Linked DNA regions of Mus musculus: region 1 is linked to region 2. Evidence: chromatin loops called from intact Hi-C (ENCODE). Cell type or tissue: heart. All regions are shown on one strand.

What was found. Hi-C counts contacts between places; a loop is a spot of excess contacts. Peaks named below come from ENCODE experiments on the same cell type or tissue, not always from the same donor. Only the 100,000 strongest peaks of a DNase experiment are listed, where the experiment ranks them.
Region 1: a loop joins it to region 2, with 2.9 times the contacts of the local background. A loop is called at or near these places in 2 of 42 quality-filtered maps.

What each region holds. Positions count from the first base shown.
Region 1 is chr10:66,683,896-66,691,895 of GRCm38, forward strand. No RefSeq gene overlaps it. Among named protein-coding and RNA genes, the nearest start is that of Gm31240, 58 kb to the right of the region's middle. In heart, no CTCF peak of the experiment used is centred here; no DNase peak of the experiment used is centred here.
Region 2 is chr10:66,588,505-66,596,504 of GRCm38, forward strand. No RefSeq gene overlaps it. Among named protein-coding and RNA genes, the nearest start is that of Gm40677, 80 kb to the left of the region's middle. In heart, no CTCF peak of the experiment used is centred here; a DNase peak (open chromatin) is centred at 4,687.

The DNA.
Region 1 (8,000 bases), 95 kb after region 2:
TATGTTCCCTTATCTGAATTCCTCTTTATGTGGTTTAATGACTCCTAGGCAAATCTATTAGCAAGTCTTTTATAAGATCAACTCTATTGCTTTGCGATGCTTCTGCATCACTGTCCCTGACATCTGTTTGGAATAAAGCTCTACCTCACATAGAAGTACACAAGATGATGCTCAAAGCACCTAGTTTCCTGACTAAATGGCATCACAGTGGCATTTCTGGGTGTGCCAGATACTTCTGTATTAGTTAGGGTTTTACTGCTGTGAACAGACACCATAACCAAGCAACTCTTATAAGGACATTTAATTGGGGTTGGCTTACAGGTTCAGAGGTTCAGTCCCTTATCATCAAGGTGGGAGCATGGCAGCATCCAGGCAGGCATGGTGCAGGAGGAGCTGAGAGTTCTACATCTTCATCTGAAGGCTCCTAGAAGACTCGCTTGCAGGCAGCTAGGATGAGGGTCTTAAAGCCCACACCCACAGTGGCATACTTACTCCATCAAGGCCACACCCAGTCCAACAAGGCCACGCCTACTCCAACAAGACCACACCTACTCCAACGGGGCCATACCTTCTAATAGTGCCACTCCCTGGGCCGAGCATATACAAACCATCACAGCTTCTTTCCATGGGCAAGGTTTTGAATCCCACCTGAGGACACAGAAGTATGGGGGCTTTGAAAGCCTGTGAATTCCCATATTGCACCAAACCCCCTGTGAAAATAAACCCCACCTCTTGGTTCAGTTTAGGCAACACATTCTCCCAGGCTTTTTCCTTATCTTCCTGCAGTTCTGGCTCCAAGGAGCTCAAGCACTCTCTTCCTTCTAGCCCATAGCTTACTTCCAGGTATGTCCTGGGAATAGTAAATGCCCGATTGTCTTCCTATGGCACCGAACATGTGACCAATTATTTTTTAATTGCTACGTAATGAATCAGCACAAACTAAAAGACTTGCGACAGGCAATATCACGGCTTCCAGGGGTCAGGAGGCCTCTTGCAAGCAGACAGGCCCCCAGTCCTGGGTACCACAAAGCTTAAGTCCTCATGGTCAGGTTCATAGCTGGATCCTGTTCCTTGTCACTGAAGGACCAAGGTCACATTTTTCTGGAAGATAACAATTACATGCTACTACACCCAACTTTTTAATGCGAGTTCAGAGGATTGAATTCAGGTCCCCGGGCTTAAAAGGCAAATATTTTACCAATGGCGCTATCTCTCCGACCCCTTCTGGGTAGTTTTGGTGGTTCTAGCATTTTCCGTGTACGTGAGTACACAGAGTACACTCTTCCAAGCTTCCTGCTCCTGTAAAGGATTTGGGATTCTCCGTGTTCTTGCTTGTTGATGGCTGTGTAAGTACAGAAAATGTTGAAAGTGGTTGAAAATGTTCCCAACTTCTATTACAGAGAAACCTGCTGAGAGCATTTTGGTTAGACTCTCAGGGTTCATCAGTTTTCATTCTTGAGGGTAAACAGAGAAATAAATCTGCAGAGTTGGGATGAGGATATGGTTAGCTTCATGATGCTCTATGGGTGTGGGTGGGGCCTGGAGGATGGCGAGGGAGACTCCCATAACACCTTAATAGTATGAGTGCCCATGTCCTATGACATACCTCAGGACACAAAATAAAGGATCCTAGCAAACTAGAGGAATATCTGAATGGGACCAGGAACAGGATGGTGACTGATTCCCCGACCTTTATGGAAGTCCCCTCGGATGCTGGGAGCCTGGCACCTCTCGATAGTGACAGTAAGATGGTTGGCTACTCCAGAGCTCATTCCCCATTGGGCCAAACGCTTGCTGCTGTATGATACCTTTACTGATGCTGGTCTCTGGAGTCTATTTTCTGGGACCATGACTCTGTGTCTTTCACCCCGGCCTGGATCCTGGTTCCCACATATGTGAACTTCTCCCACAGCACTGTTTGAGACTTGGGAGAGTTCTAAGAACTTTATGGCCCTGCTGACATTTCTTAAACTTGACCTGTGAGGACATCTCGATGTGGTTTACTTTTTAATTTTCCCGATGATGACATTGAGGGCTTTCAAATGTTCTTACTAGATACACGTGGGCTTCTCTTGTAGAGAAATGTACAAATCTTGAAATTTCTCTACTGTGTGCCTTGGCATTGTATTGTTGGGTGTGATACCTTCATGTATCCTGCACTCTGATCATTTGCTAGATAAGCTTTCATTCTTGGTGAGTGTTTAGGTTTTGTTTTTGACACAAGTTCTCACTACATAGCCCAAGCTGACCTTAAAAGTTCACATATGTGGGAACTGGGATCCAGGCGCGGGTAAGTGAGGCCACCAAATCAACTTCAGATGGCTTCATTTTGCAAGTGTTTCCCCAGTCTCTGCCTTATCAATTCATTTCTTCCATTTTCCTGAGAAGTTTGACCTCGATTTTAATCTTGTGTAATTTTTTCTAATGAAGTTTTGGATATTGATAGTATTATTTTCAAGGGAAAAAAAAGTTGTTAATCTTGGGAAATCCTTCATGCTGTAAACAGCCGCCATTCCACTTTCTAACCACTAGTTCAGACCCCTGCCACTCACATCATATAGCCCACGAACACCCATAAGTCCAGCTCCCGGGGATATAATGATTTGCTGAGCACCCATGTACACATGTATGTACACAGACAGAGTCCACAAAGTAGTGACCCTCTTCATTATCCCGCATGCCTCCCTCTTAGCCTGGCTAAGCTGTCACTGTCCCAGGAGTCTAGGTTACCTCCTTGCCTTCTCTCCGCTGTCACATCTACTGCCCTTCACATTGCCTCAGGACTGTCTGTAAAGTCCATGCATGACTGTGCCGTTCCCCTTTGTCTCAGGGGAAGCAGTTGGTCTGGAGCCTAAGGCCTCTTGACTGCCCCCTTGATAAAGGACTCACTAGATGGGGCTTCTAAAGCCCTTATCATAACGGTAAGCTTTATCTCTTTCTGCCAAATCCTAAAGCTCTAAGTCCCAGTCTAAACTAGCTTGCCGGCTATCTGGGGCTCCCTGCCTGCATCCCTCTCTAATACTTCCCCTTCCTGGACTTTCCATACACCTTTTCCTTGGCTTGAAAACAGCCATTTCCACCTTGCCACTTCTTCTTCCTTCTTTACCATGCAACTGGAGTTGCTTCTACCTGCACGTAAGTTTTAGGATCTACTAGCTGACTCCTGTGAGCCTTACACTGACCTTGGGTCTCTTCATCCATCTTTCCTACTCTCTCCATTTCCCCCTATAAACTCCTCTGAGAAAGAGTTCACTTACTGCTTTCTAGAACAAACACGTCACACAGACTATTATTGTAGGGCCATAATGGAATCAACACCCAAGAGGATCTGTAGAGCTGAGGGGAGGTGCCTACACTACTCTCTCCCATCTTAAGTGGGCACTCCTATTGAAGGACTGGCAAGGAAGCTTTCGTTGAGAGAAACCAGGTCCAGTGGTGGCATCGAAGGACATAAGGCCAGCCCTACCCTACTGGGTACAACTGTAATGCTCGAAGTTTGATATTTATGGCAGAATGAAGCCAGACTGAATCTTTTTTTCTAATAGACCCTAATCTGGGCATTCCCATGAAGGGCGCATTTTATGAGCTTTAAGCAGCATGCTAATAACCGTTAAGACATAAGAATGGCCGGGCGGTGGTGGCACATGCCTTTAATCCCAGCAACTTGGGAGGCAGAGGCAGGCAGATTTCTGAGTTCGAGGCCAGCCTGGTCTACAAAGTGAGTTCCAGGACAGCCAGGGCTATACAGAGAAACCCTGTCTGGAAAAACAAAAACAAAAGACATAAGAATGTTTTCAATTACTACAGAATAGGTGCTGGCTTGCCCGTCCTTTGTGCTCCCAGATGCTCAATTTTTCTCTTCAAAGTGACATAACAATATGTAGGGGTTGTTTGGTACTGTAGCCAAACTTCATGTGGGAAATTTTACTAGTCAGTGTGATGAGCACTAAGAGATAAGCCTCTGTTGGGTTATTCACTCATGGGTTCCCAGTGAGTGGGGGGTCAGGATCTTTATCCAAGGGCCTAATCTTCCACTCTTGTGGCAATGAACACATGCTCAGATCCATTCTTACTTCTTTCTGCATGTGAGGACATCTAACATGGTCTCCTGAATGAGAAAGAGATCCTCAACAGACACTGAACCTGCTGGTGCCTTTGATCATGGATATCCCAGCCTCCATGTCTCTGTTGATTATAACCTCCCCAGTCTTAGGCACTTCGTCATAGCAACATAGACTGAAGCAGGCTTACATTCCATTTGTTTTTAATAAATCCCTAAAAGAGAGATTGAAATATTTTAAGGAACATCAAGTAAGAGTTTCCAACACACATCTGGGACAATGCCACCGGCAGGGACATTAGAACCCTGGGAAACAGCTGACAAAAAAAAAAAAAAAATGGAGCAAGACTACATCACCCTGCCTCTGCATCCTCCAGCCTTGGGTCCACTGGGCCTGACATTCCTTACTTCTGAAGTTGGCACAGGAAGCCAGAAAGTAAAGTATGGGAAGCCACAAACGTCATTACAAGATGGCACAGGTTCCAGTAAGCCGACGCCCCTGAATATGGGTAAACAACCAATGTGCGCATGTGCATAAGAGTTTTTTGCTTAGTCACTGCCTGGCCCAAGGCATGTGGGAGGGGTACTGAAAGCATAACCAAACAGGTGTAGACACGCCTCTCCTAGGCCTATTTAAGCAGTGCCAGTTCTGGGGCTCGGGGTCTTTCGCCTACGCAGTCAATGCTCTCCTAATAAACGTGTTGCAGAAGGATCCAGTTGTGGCATCTTATTTGCTGGCGAGTAGGGCGTCCCACAAAGTGGTGCCGAAACCCAGGATAAGAAACATCTTCAGGCACAAGCGAAGACCCCCTGTTATAGGAGGATTCAGAACTGCATCACGGGGATTGGGTGGTTAATGAAGTGTTCCCATAAAGCAGTCTGTTGAGAAGGATTCAACTGCGTGGATTCAGAACTCTTCAGCTGGGGAACAGGGGTACCGGTAAGTAAAAAGAAATTAATGTAAGTCTCTGAGAGGTATGCTTTCCTACGCACTAGGTCCAGTAATTGTTGCTGGGGTTGTGTTGCTTGTTTTCTTTCTTGTCCTGATACTGGCCAGTCTATCCAGGATAAGAAATGTGAACCAGCTGTTAAGGAAGGGCATTGACTTTTGCAGGAGTACCAGGAAGGCATATCAGAAACAGAGAGAAATGAAAAAGAAGATGCACGCAGAAAAATAAGTAAAATAAGAAATATAAAAAGAGAAAAAGAAAAGAAACTAAAATATAAAGATACAAAAGATAATATAAAATATAAAGATACAAAGGATAATATAAAAATGAAGATCAAATAATTAAGTCAATTTACCCTCCTCTCGAGGACTTTGGCTAAAGAGGCAGCCTTCATCAAAGGCTTAAAAATAGCTCTCAGGGAAAGAGGAGTAACTATCTGAAGCAGCCATGGTGCCTCCTCCCCCTTCTCTGGCAGTATTCCCAGAAGGAGGAGATAAGGAAGTAGACTCTGAACATGAGAGAGAGAAAGTAAGTTTTAGAAAAGCAGTTATCCCCTGTTTGGGATCTTTTAGCAAAAAAGAGAAAAAATGAAAATAAGCTATTTCAGAGCTCTCTCCTGGGAACAGAAGGAAAATGGGAGACGTCCTGCTTCCTCTCTGGCTCCTATGGAGATATTCTTAGCTCTGGTTAGGATATCTGTGTCCCTTTGAGACATCAAGTTCTATTCCCTGTCTGTCTATTGTCTGTTTTTGGTGCACCGAATTGTTCATATGTCTATCAATTCATGTTTGTTTTTGTTTGGTTGTTTGAATGATTGTTGTTCTTTGTTTCATGTTGAAAAATATAAATGGTTAAAACTTTATCTGCTAGCTGTCCATCCTTTAACTTGTTTAAAAAGCAGTCTCAGTTTGCACAGCATAAACTGATAAGCACTATGACTGGAAGTCAAGTACAGCTGGAAAAGCCCTGCTGAGGACTGATTGCAACCGGACCACTTAAAGGGGCAGGCAACCTTTTGCTTGTAACAGAAAATTAGCTTAAAATTGAGAACTCAGGGTTGGAGTCATTCTAAACAACATGAACGAACCCAAGAAAACAGGTCTTTAAGGATACTTCAAAATAGGGATAATCTTTGGGCCAGGACTCTGGCAGAGTGTTCAGATTGAGAAAAGTTTGCATTTGGGTTAAGGCTGAGCTCGGAGGGGAGCAGCCTTAGCTAGGCTTGTGTGGCACTTCTTTTGTTTCACAAACTGTGACTGGAGAAACCTGGAACTTCAGCTCTCCCTCCCTTTCTTTTAGCTGAAAGAGCCTTGTTACAAACCTAGCCAGATGTTGTTCTAAATAAAGTTTAAATTCAAAGTTTATAAAAGGTCAATCAGGCTGTGAAATTTATCAAGACATTGCGATTTGACTTGCCTACTTTATATAAAGTTATAGTGTACAGAGTTTGCTTATGTGTATAAGTGCCTTTTCCTTGTTCCAAATAGCCATTAATTTGGTTATTGCAGAATATTGATGTTTGATCTATTGTATATCATCATATTAAGTAAAATTGATAATCATTATCCTAAGATAGTTAAAAAATTATTTTCATGCATGCTCCTATCTCTTCTATAAATTCATGCATGCATGCATCCCATTTACTATTTAAAAAATAGCCTTTATGAGAGAAAAGTATATGTGAATTGAATCACACGCTTATTCTTTTGAGTTTCCTCCTGTTTCAGCACAGATAAATTGTGTGCTGAAGATGGTGTTTAAAGATGTTGAACAATCAAACTTTAAGTTGTATATTAATAGTCAATATTATATCTCAGAGCTTGAAATTGCTTATGCAACTTATAAGAAAAAAAACTGTTCCTTTAAGATTGTTTTTGGGCAGTTAAATTGTCCTGGGTTGCCTGGAAAAGACCCCCAGGATTTGCTTTTGTGTTATAGAGGTTTACATAAAGCTTTAACTGATAAAGATTACAGATAGCTCCTGAAAAGATACAAACTCAGGATCCTTATATTTATTTGGGTTTTAGACTTACTACTCAAGCTGTTTTTCCCTAGAAGATAGTTATTTGCAGAGACAACTTAAAGACTTTCTCTTATTTCTGATTAATATACACATGTGACTATAATAACTTTTCATGCATTCTACTTACAATATCTCTTCTAGAGAAACAATTGAAAGTGTAATTAGTCACTGTTCATGTTATATTAAAACTGACTAACAGTTCAGTATCTAAAATTTTGATGAAAATACAAGATTGTATTTTGATGCGTGAGCACCCCTTTTATATTCAACATATTAGAGCACGTACATCATTACCTGGCTCCTATTCAAGGGAGAAATTCATAAGCTGAAGCTAGCCACTGGCAAGAAAGACTAAACAGATAAGTCCTAGCTGTTTACTTTGTAAATAAATAGTATATCCCACTGCTTAGAGGCTTGGGCTTCGTTGGCCTTCCATTGCTCGGTTACATCATTTACTAATGGATCATCTGGATTAGGAGCACTTAACAAAGCCTGGATTGATAGCAGAACTGTGTGGATCTGCAGTGCTGGGGACCACTTATCTTTCAAAATATCTAAACATATTCTTCCCAACTTGTCTTCATTAGGATGATAAATTTTGGTCATGAAACGTACTTTAGGTGCTGCCATTGGGTATTCTTCTGGAAGGAATACTTCAAGTTTAAAAGTCCCTCCCTCAAAGGGGGAATAGAGGCTATGACGCCAAAGATGGCTCTATCCCTTACAATATTTACTCTTAATTTTTAAAAATTGGATGATGCTGGGAGATCACCAGCTGAAAGGCACGGACAATGGCCTCAACCGCCCAATGAAATGGTCAAGTGGAAAAATGTCCTTGATAATAAATGGTATGGTCTGGATCCCATATTAATCAGCTCCAGGGGAGCTATTTGTGTTTTTCCACAGGTTGAAGATAATACACTTTGGGTTCCGACGCGACTGACAAGGACCATGAAAGAGCAAGATG
Region 2 (8,000 bases):
GCTGAGATGAAAGGATGGACCATGTAGAGACTGCCATATCCAGGGATCCACCCCATAATCAGCATCCAAACGCTGACACCATTGCATATACTAGCAAGATTTTATCGAAAGGACCCAGATGTAGCTGTCTCTTGTGAGACTATGCCGGGGCCTAGCAAACACAGAAGTGGATGCTCACAGTCAGCTAATGGATGGATCACAGGGCTCCCAATGGAGGAGCTAGAGAAAGTACCCAAGGAGCTAAAGGGATCTTCAACCCTATAGGTGGAACAACATTATGAACTAACCAGTACCCCTGAGCTCTTGACTCTAGCTGCATATGTATCAAAAGATGGCCTAGTCGGCCATCACTGGAAAGAGAGGCCCATTGGACACGCAGACTTTGTGTGCCCCGGTACAGGGGAACGCCAGGGCCAAAGGGGGGGAGTGGGTGGGTAGGGGAGTGGGGGTGGGTGGGTAAGGGGGACTTTTGGTATAGCATTGGAAATGTAAATGAGCTAAATACCTAATAAAAAATGGAAAAAAAAAAAAAAAAAAAAAAAAAAAAAAAAAAAAAAAAAAAAGAAGACATAGTTTGAGTATAGAATAATAGAAAAAACAAAGAGTTGGAATTTTACCTGAGTTGGATCTTTTAATTGTAAAAAAAAAAAAATGTAAAAATAAAATCACACTGATAGATGAAGAAGCATATGATGAGGAACCATCTATGTGGAAACAACACTAATATTAGCAGATATACTCTAAATCATTTTTCCATTCACTCAACAAACATCAGTTGAGCACTTACTGTGTGTCAGGTCCCGTTCTAAGTAGGACAGGCTTGCCTTTACAAAACTTTCATTCTAGAAAGAATTAAACAATAGATAGGCAAATATGTCAAGATGATCAACCCAGACGGCACATCTTCAAATTCTAAAAGAGAGGTGATAGGATGATTCTGGGGAGGGACTAGGGGTTGATTGCTGAACTGGGCTCCCTTCCTCTGCGCTGGTCAGGGCTGGGAAACTGAGCAACTCCCACAAGCTTTTCTCTCTTTACACCTGGCTTGAAAAGCAACAGCAATCTCAAAATTAAAGACACTCTATAATCAGCCAACTGCTCCGACTCACCAGAGTTCAAATGGTGCCTGTCTCTATTTCAGAGGCTGTTCACCCATGCAGGCAGCCAGGCCTCATGAGAGCATACATGTTAGAATCCAGTCCAGAGCTGGATTCCAGGAGTCTTCCTGCTTTCTTCCCACAGTGAGGCACTGGGGCAGAGGATGCCTTGGACTGTTCGGAGACCTTTAAGGCTGCTGACAAAACAGCTCTCATTTCATCAACCTGAGGTACAGCCAGATATCCTGAAGTTTCCAGTTCTCTCTGGGTTACTTTAGCTGTATCCAGGGATACATTGGAGGCTGTGGTGTGCCTACATTTGCCTGAAAGTGGCTTCTCCAGCCCCTGATGGTACCATTCAGAAGTCTTGGTCCAGAGGCTCAGAAATAAATCTACATTTGACAAGCATAAGCTTTTGATGCAAGGACCAGCTACTTACTAACTACTTGAAAGGCTCAATTAAAGCACCAAGGGCTAGAGATTAAATTATTCTTTAATGCCATCTTTACAGAGGAAAGGAAAAATCTAGGTCAGTCCATGTATGAGCTAAACCGTAACTAATGGCCAGCAAGGGGGAGTACAGGGGCGGGGGTGGATTGCGTGCAGGGCACCACGGGGTCTTTACCTGCTTCCTAATTTAAATATTTAAGCCCCCTTTGTTTAAAGGACTTTTACATGGTCCAATTTATGATGGAGCAAGTCAGAGTCCAAGCATCTTCAAATTATCACCTTGCTGTATCTTCAGCTGTCCCTTTTAGCACTGCTGCTCTTGGTTTCTGGAGGAGAAGGGAGCCCCCTTGCCTCGCTGTCATTCTGGGCTCACTCACTCTGTAGTCTTTTTAGAAGGCAATGCTGTCATTAAGGAGAAAAATCTCAACTTCAAAAATCATTGCAGAAGCAATCCTCCCCATGCAGAATATGCCCAAGAGAGATCCTTGGAAAGAAAGCTGTCCAATGCCCTCCACAAAGGAAGAGGCATTGTCTGCTGTAAAGCAATTGGCTAAACCTGCCTCTACATTCTCCCTGTAATATGATAAATGTAAGGAGAAGTAAGTTTGTCTTGGTATCTCACAATGTGATAAATGACAGGAAATGCAATTGGGTAAGGCCAATAGCACCAGAAAATTGCAAATCTCCAAACGAAATACTCCTTTCAATCACATAATCAAGTGACTGGCAGGGCATTGGAGATATTACCTAAATTACAGCTAATTTTCTGTGCGGACTTGTCTGCACCTCGCTCTGCTGCGCTAGCAAAAGGCAGGCAGATACAGAAGTCACTCACGGAATGCAGAGCAGCCTCTGTGGCCTTGCCGGCCCTCCTGACACCGCCTGCACACGCTTCACTCTGCGTACCACACACCTGCAGCTGTGTACGCAGTGTGGCCCTTGCCAGACAGATGCTGTAGAGGAATCTTGATCACCATGGAGACAGCAGCTGGGGAATGGAATACTTGTTGTCTTAGCAGAGAATAAGAAGACATGGTGGAGATTCTGGGCTTTGGATCAAAACTGTCCAAAAAGGATCTCCACTCCTTATTAATTTTAAAAGATGGAAATCTCCCGTAAGGCCAACATGGTCGCTGGCTATACTTATGCCTACGAGGAAAATATGGTGTTAGAAAATGCACCACAAATACTCTAATCGAAATCAGAGTCAGAGACTTGAGTTGGCTTTGGAGTGAACAGGGGTTTGTTGTAAGGACACAAGACTATCTCAGAACCCCCAAGACAACAATCCAACAGGATCTCTGAGTCCACAGAGTGACAGTATATTGCTTTTGCTCTGTGGCTTCTCATGCATGGCTTCCCTACTTCCCACATAAGTATTCGCAGCAACTCGGTGGGGGAAGGGAGGGGAGAGGATGATGTCCTCAGTTGTCAGGTCTAGTGACCACTTGAGACAATGGTGGCTGACCTCTCCAGAGTTCCAGGGCAAGGAACTGGACAACATGGCTCAGTGGTGAAACACACTTGCTGCTCTTGCAGAGGACCCAGATCCGGTTCCCAGCACCCACCTCAGGCTGTCCACAACTACCTGTAACTCCAGCTCCAGGGAGCCAACACTCTCTCCTGGCCTTCATAGGTACCTTGCACTTATGTGGTACACATATATGCACTCAAGTATATACATATAGACATAAAATAGTAAACGAATAAATCTTTGCTGGATGGGATAGGATATATGCCTTTGATCCTGGTACTTGCAACTCAGAGGGAGGGGGAACTCCATGAGGCCAGCCTGGTTAACAGAAAGTTCCAGCCAGAGGGATATAGTGCTAATCTATCTCAAAGAAAAGACAATTCTGGGGCTGGAGAGATGGCTCAGTGGTTAAGAGCACTGACTGCTCTTCTAAAGGTCCTGAGTTCAAATCCCAGCAACTACATGGTGGCTCACAACCATCTGTAATAAGATCTGATGCCCTCTTCTGGTGTGTCTGAAGAGAGCTACGGTGTGCTTATATATAACAATAAATAAATCTTTGGGCCAGAGTGAGCGGGGCTGGAGAAAGCAGAGGTCCTGAGTTTAGTTCCCAGCAACCACATCCCGGCTCACAACCAACTGTACAGCTATAGTGTACTCATAAACATAAAATAAATAAACAAATCTTTAAACAAAAAAGAAGAAAAGAAAAGACAAAATTCCAAGGCAAGAATCCTAAGTGGCTTTGGGTCAAGCATTCACCATTGATCCAACCCTTTATGATCAATTAGTTGTGGCGTCATAGAAGATGGTGGCAGGAGCCTATTCCTAGGGAGAAGGAGTTGGAGCTAGCCATCAAAAGGGTTATTTTGAACTTGAGACGAACCTTCTTAAGGTAATTTCCACACAGTCCTTATTCTATCTGGTTCCCCCCAGTCACCCTCCCTGAGTCAAAAAAGCACGGTTTTTAGGTACAAATCTGTCGGAAGTACTTGTCACTGTGCCCCACCCCAACTATGTCCTTATCCCAATATTAACCATGTGAACAGTTCCTCAACTGGCAAAGGATTATCTAGCCATCTCCAGTATGGAAAACCAGACCATTCCTTGCACCAGTCCCATGTGTGACTCATACTATCAGACCCATACCTAAGTATCAAGGTCAGGGAAAGAGCACTTAGATTTGAAATCAGATGTGCCCAGAGGCGATCAAGGAGACTCTGGCTTCATGAAGCATGGCCCCATCACATGTCTCTCATTTTACAGTTCTCCCATTTTAAAAAAATGGAAAACTACAGGCACTGAACTCGGGTCCCAAAGCACACAGCTAAGGAACACCTGGCACCATGAATAAATTGCAAATGTCTCTGTTTCCTAAAGAAAGGAAACTTCCACTTAGATGGCGTACTCTCGTGTGCTGACTGCTTCGCTAAAGACCAGCAGTTCCCATCACAATTCGTGCAAGAGCCCAAGGGAAGAGATGGAATTGGTTTCTCAACCCATTGACAGTCTCCAGCAAGTCTGCAGTGTTTACTATTTAAAATTAAACATCTGTTAGAAAGTTCTGTTATTTTATGATTTCTTTTTATAACAACTCCAAAGTCACGTTTAATTTTGCTCTCTCCCCATCAGCATTGCAAGTCACTTGACTTTTGGCCCTGATGGTTGCAGAAAAGCCTTGGGTTCCCAAAGGAAGAAGATGAGACAGATGTCCCACTTGGATTATTCGTGGTCACTTCTACCCCCTGCTTTATAAAACTCCTCCCAGGAGGCAAAACAAACTAGTTTTGACATTTCCTTTTCCTTCCAAATGTCTGCAGCAGTTGAGCGTGACTGTGGGTTTATAGTGCCTCCAAAGATTAAAAACAATCCCACTTAAAATGTTCAAATCAAATCCACAAGCCGCCTAATGAGCTGTGAATGTAAATGTAAATGCTTTACTAAGTGAGCACCCATAAGAGAATTATGCACCCTAAGTAATTACATGCAGATGCTGACTCTCTGGAGTTCAGTTTGGGACATTTCTCAGCCACCGGGGTGTCTCCTCTTTAGCCTTCGGTGTCAGCTCCCCTGTTGGAAACCAGCACTTCTTTCCCCAGCCAGAGTATGACTTGCAGTTCGCTCACGGTGTGAACAAACCTTCACACTTCCAGTTCCCAAGAGGCCTCTTTAACATCTCCCCATATAGAACGCTCACATGGGGGAAAGAAGGCAGTCTGCTCGGGTGGAAGCTAACTTTGTAGCACAGTCTCACAGAAATGGACAGAACTGAAGAATAGCTGTCAGGGTTGTTGGGGTCTAAGGTGTGATCTCTATTCCCACAGGTCCTTGCTAGCATCCTCTCAGCTCAGTGTGCCAACAGGCACAAATCTGCCATGTCTGTTTAAACTTCCATAAACACTCCTGCTTCTACATTGTACATCCTAGGCACATCTGTCCCTGTCCAGTCTTTTAACTCTAATAAAGCAGATAATTCGTTTCTTTGTCCACACAATTCCCACTCTTTCAGTCCATCCATGGGCTACACTAAGGGCAAGATGAAAGGGTATCTACTCATTCCATGGGACAGATGAATCTGTACCTGCTACTAAAGATAGCCACCTTTAGACCCTTTTACGGACCAGACCAGAAAGGATATTGGTGTGCCTTATTCTGGCATCTTCCTCTTCTCATGAGCTTAGTTAACTCTTGGCTACAAGTACAGAAGGCATTTTTTTAGCTCCTAAGTATGTTCCCTTCCAGTGAGAATCCCAAGCCCTGTCCATTGACTGTAAGTTTTCCTCACCAACCTCTTTAAAAGTTCAAGTTAGAATGTTCATTGTACCAAACCACCCATGTATGCATGTGCCGCTCAATCCAAATGAGAAAGCTTTGTATCCAAAGCTGTGGAAACCTAGTAATTATTTCTCTCAGGACATGTATGGATACATATTTATACACAGAGACATAAACAACACATACATACACTCAGACATACAAACACATACCCCATAACACACACATAAATGCAGACATACAAATACATATCCATAACATTCATATGTTACACACAAAGACTCATAAATATAGCATGCATGCATAATACACACAAACACACATGTACATACAATACACAGTATAACAGACAAAAAACAACACACATACAAAATACACATACACAGATATTTATACAACACACATATGAAGTACTCATGCACATAGAAAGTTATACATACAACAAATATGAAGCACACATGCACATAGTTACACATACAACACACATATGAATCACACATGCACACAGAGTTATACATACAACACATGTATAACATGTACATGTACACAGACATACAGACAAAATGCATTCCAAATATGCATGCACACTACATGTACTAACACAGACAATGCATATGCTCAACACAGAGAGACATATATATAATATACAAACATAACACACATGCAGAGATTCAACACATTTACTATATACAGACATACATGCAATGCACATTTAAATAGATGCATACAAATAACATAATACACAGCATATACAGAACACATGCATGCATATAACATGCATGTACTACAGACATACATACCACATACATACATACACACAACACACACATACACAGAGAGATAGACTTATATGAGCAAGCTCCTGGCTTGTGGCCTCCTCCCACCAGAATTACCATGATGATCATCATGGGAAATTCCCATCATGCCTCACTATCAACTCATTTTCCCAGGGAACTGAGATATTGCTATGCTTCCTCCCTAGAGAAAGAGAAAGATTATCAGTGAACCTCCGAACTCTCTGAAAAGCAAGCTCACTCTAGAGACTCAAAAATTCCAGTTCAGTGTCTTAAAATAGCTCTATCTTTAAAAACTGCTTTGATTGTTGACATAGGGCTGACATAAACCCACTCAAGATCCCCAGGACTTCCCTTCAGTGGTACTGCAAATGAAATCCAGGTCCTTAAGCTCGGAGCGTGCAACTGGCTTCAGGGCTCCCTTCTTCAAAGCCAGCATGAATTCCCTAGCCCTGTGACCAACCTATGCTCTCTCTCTTTCTCTCTCTAACTCCTACCCCATTGAATACAACCTGCCTCTGGATCTACACCTTAGTTTACACCCTCACTGCAGTGCACCACCCCATTCCAAGTCTACCTTTGCTAGTTCAACAATTCAAGTCTGTCTTCTTTCTGGAGCTTCTCGAACCATGCCAATCCATGCTGGTTATCCTACTTTTTCTTATTGGATGTTTTCTTATTTACATTTCAAATGTTATCCACTTTCCCTGGTTCCTCCCCTAGCCTCCAAAACCCTTATCCCATCCCCCGTCCCCTTGCTTCTATGAGGGTGCTCCCCCACCCACCCCCTAACTCCTGCCTCCCCACCATCAAATTCCCCTACACTGGGGCATCCCCAACAAAGCCATCCTCTGCTACATATGTGACTGGAGCCATGGGTCCCTCCATGTGTACTCCTTGGTTGGTGGTTTAGTCTCTGGAAGCTCTTGGGAGTCTGGTTAGTTGATATTGTTGTTCTTCCTACAGGGTTGCAAACCCCTTCAGCTCCTTCAGTCCTTTCTCTAACTCCTCCATTGGGGACCCTATGCTCAGTCCAATGGTTGACTGCAAGTATCCACCTTTGTATTTGTCAGGCTCTGGCAGAGCCTCTCAGGAGACAGCTATATCAGGCTCCTATCAGCACGCACTTCTTGGCATCCACAATAGTGTCTGGGTTTGGTAACTATATATGGGATCCAGGTGGGGCAGTCTTTGGGTGGCCTTTCCTTCAGCCTCTGCTCCACACTTTGTATCCATATCTGCTCCTGTGAGTGTTTTGTTCTCCTTTCTAAGAAAGACTGAATCACCCACACTTTAGTCTTCCTTCTTTTTGAGCTTCATGTGATCTATGAATTATATCTTGGGTATTCCGAGCTTTTGGGCTAATATCCACTTATCAGTGAGTGTAAACCATGTGTGTTCTTTTTGTGA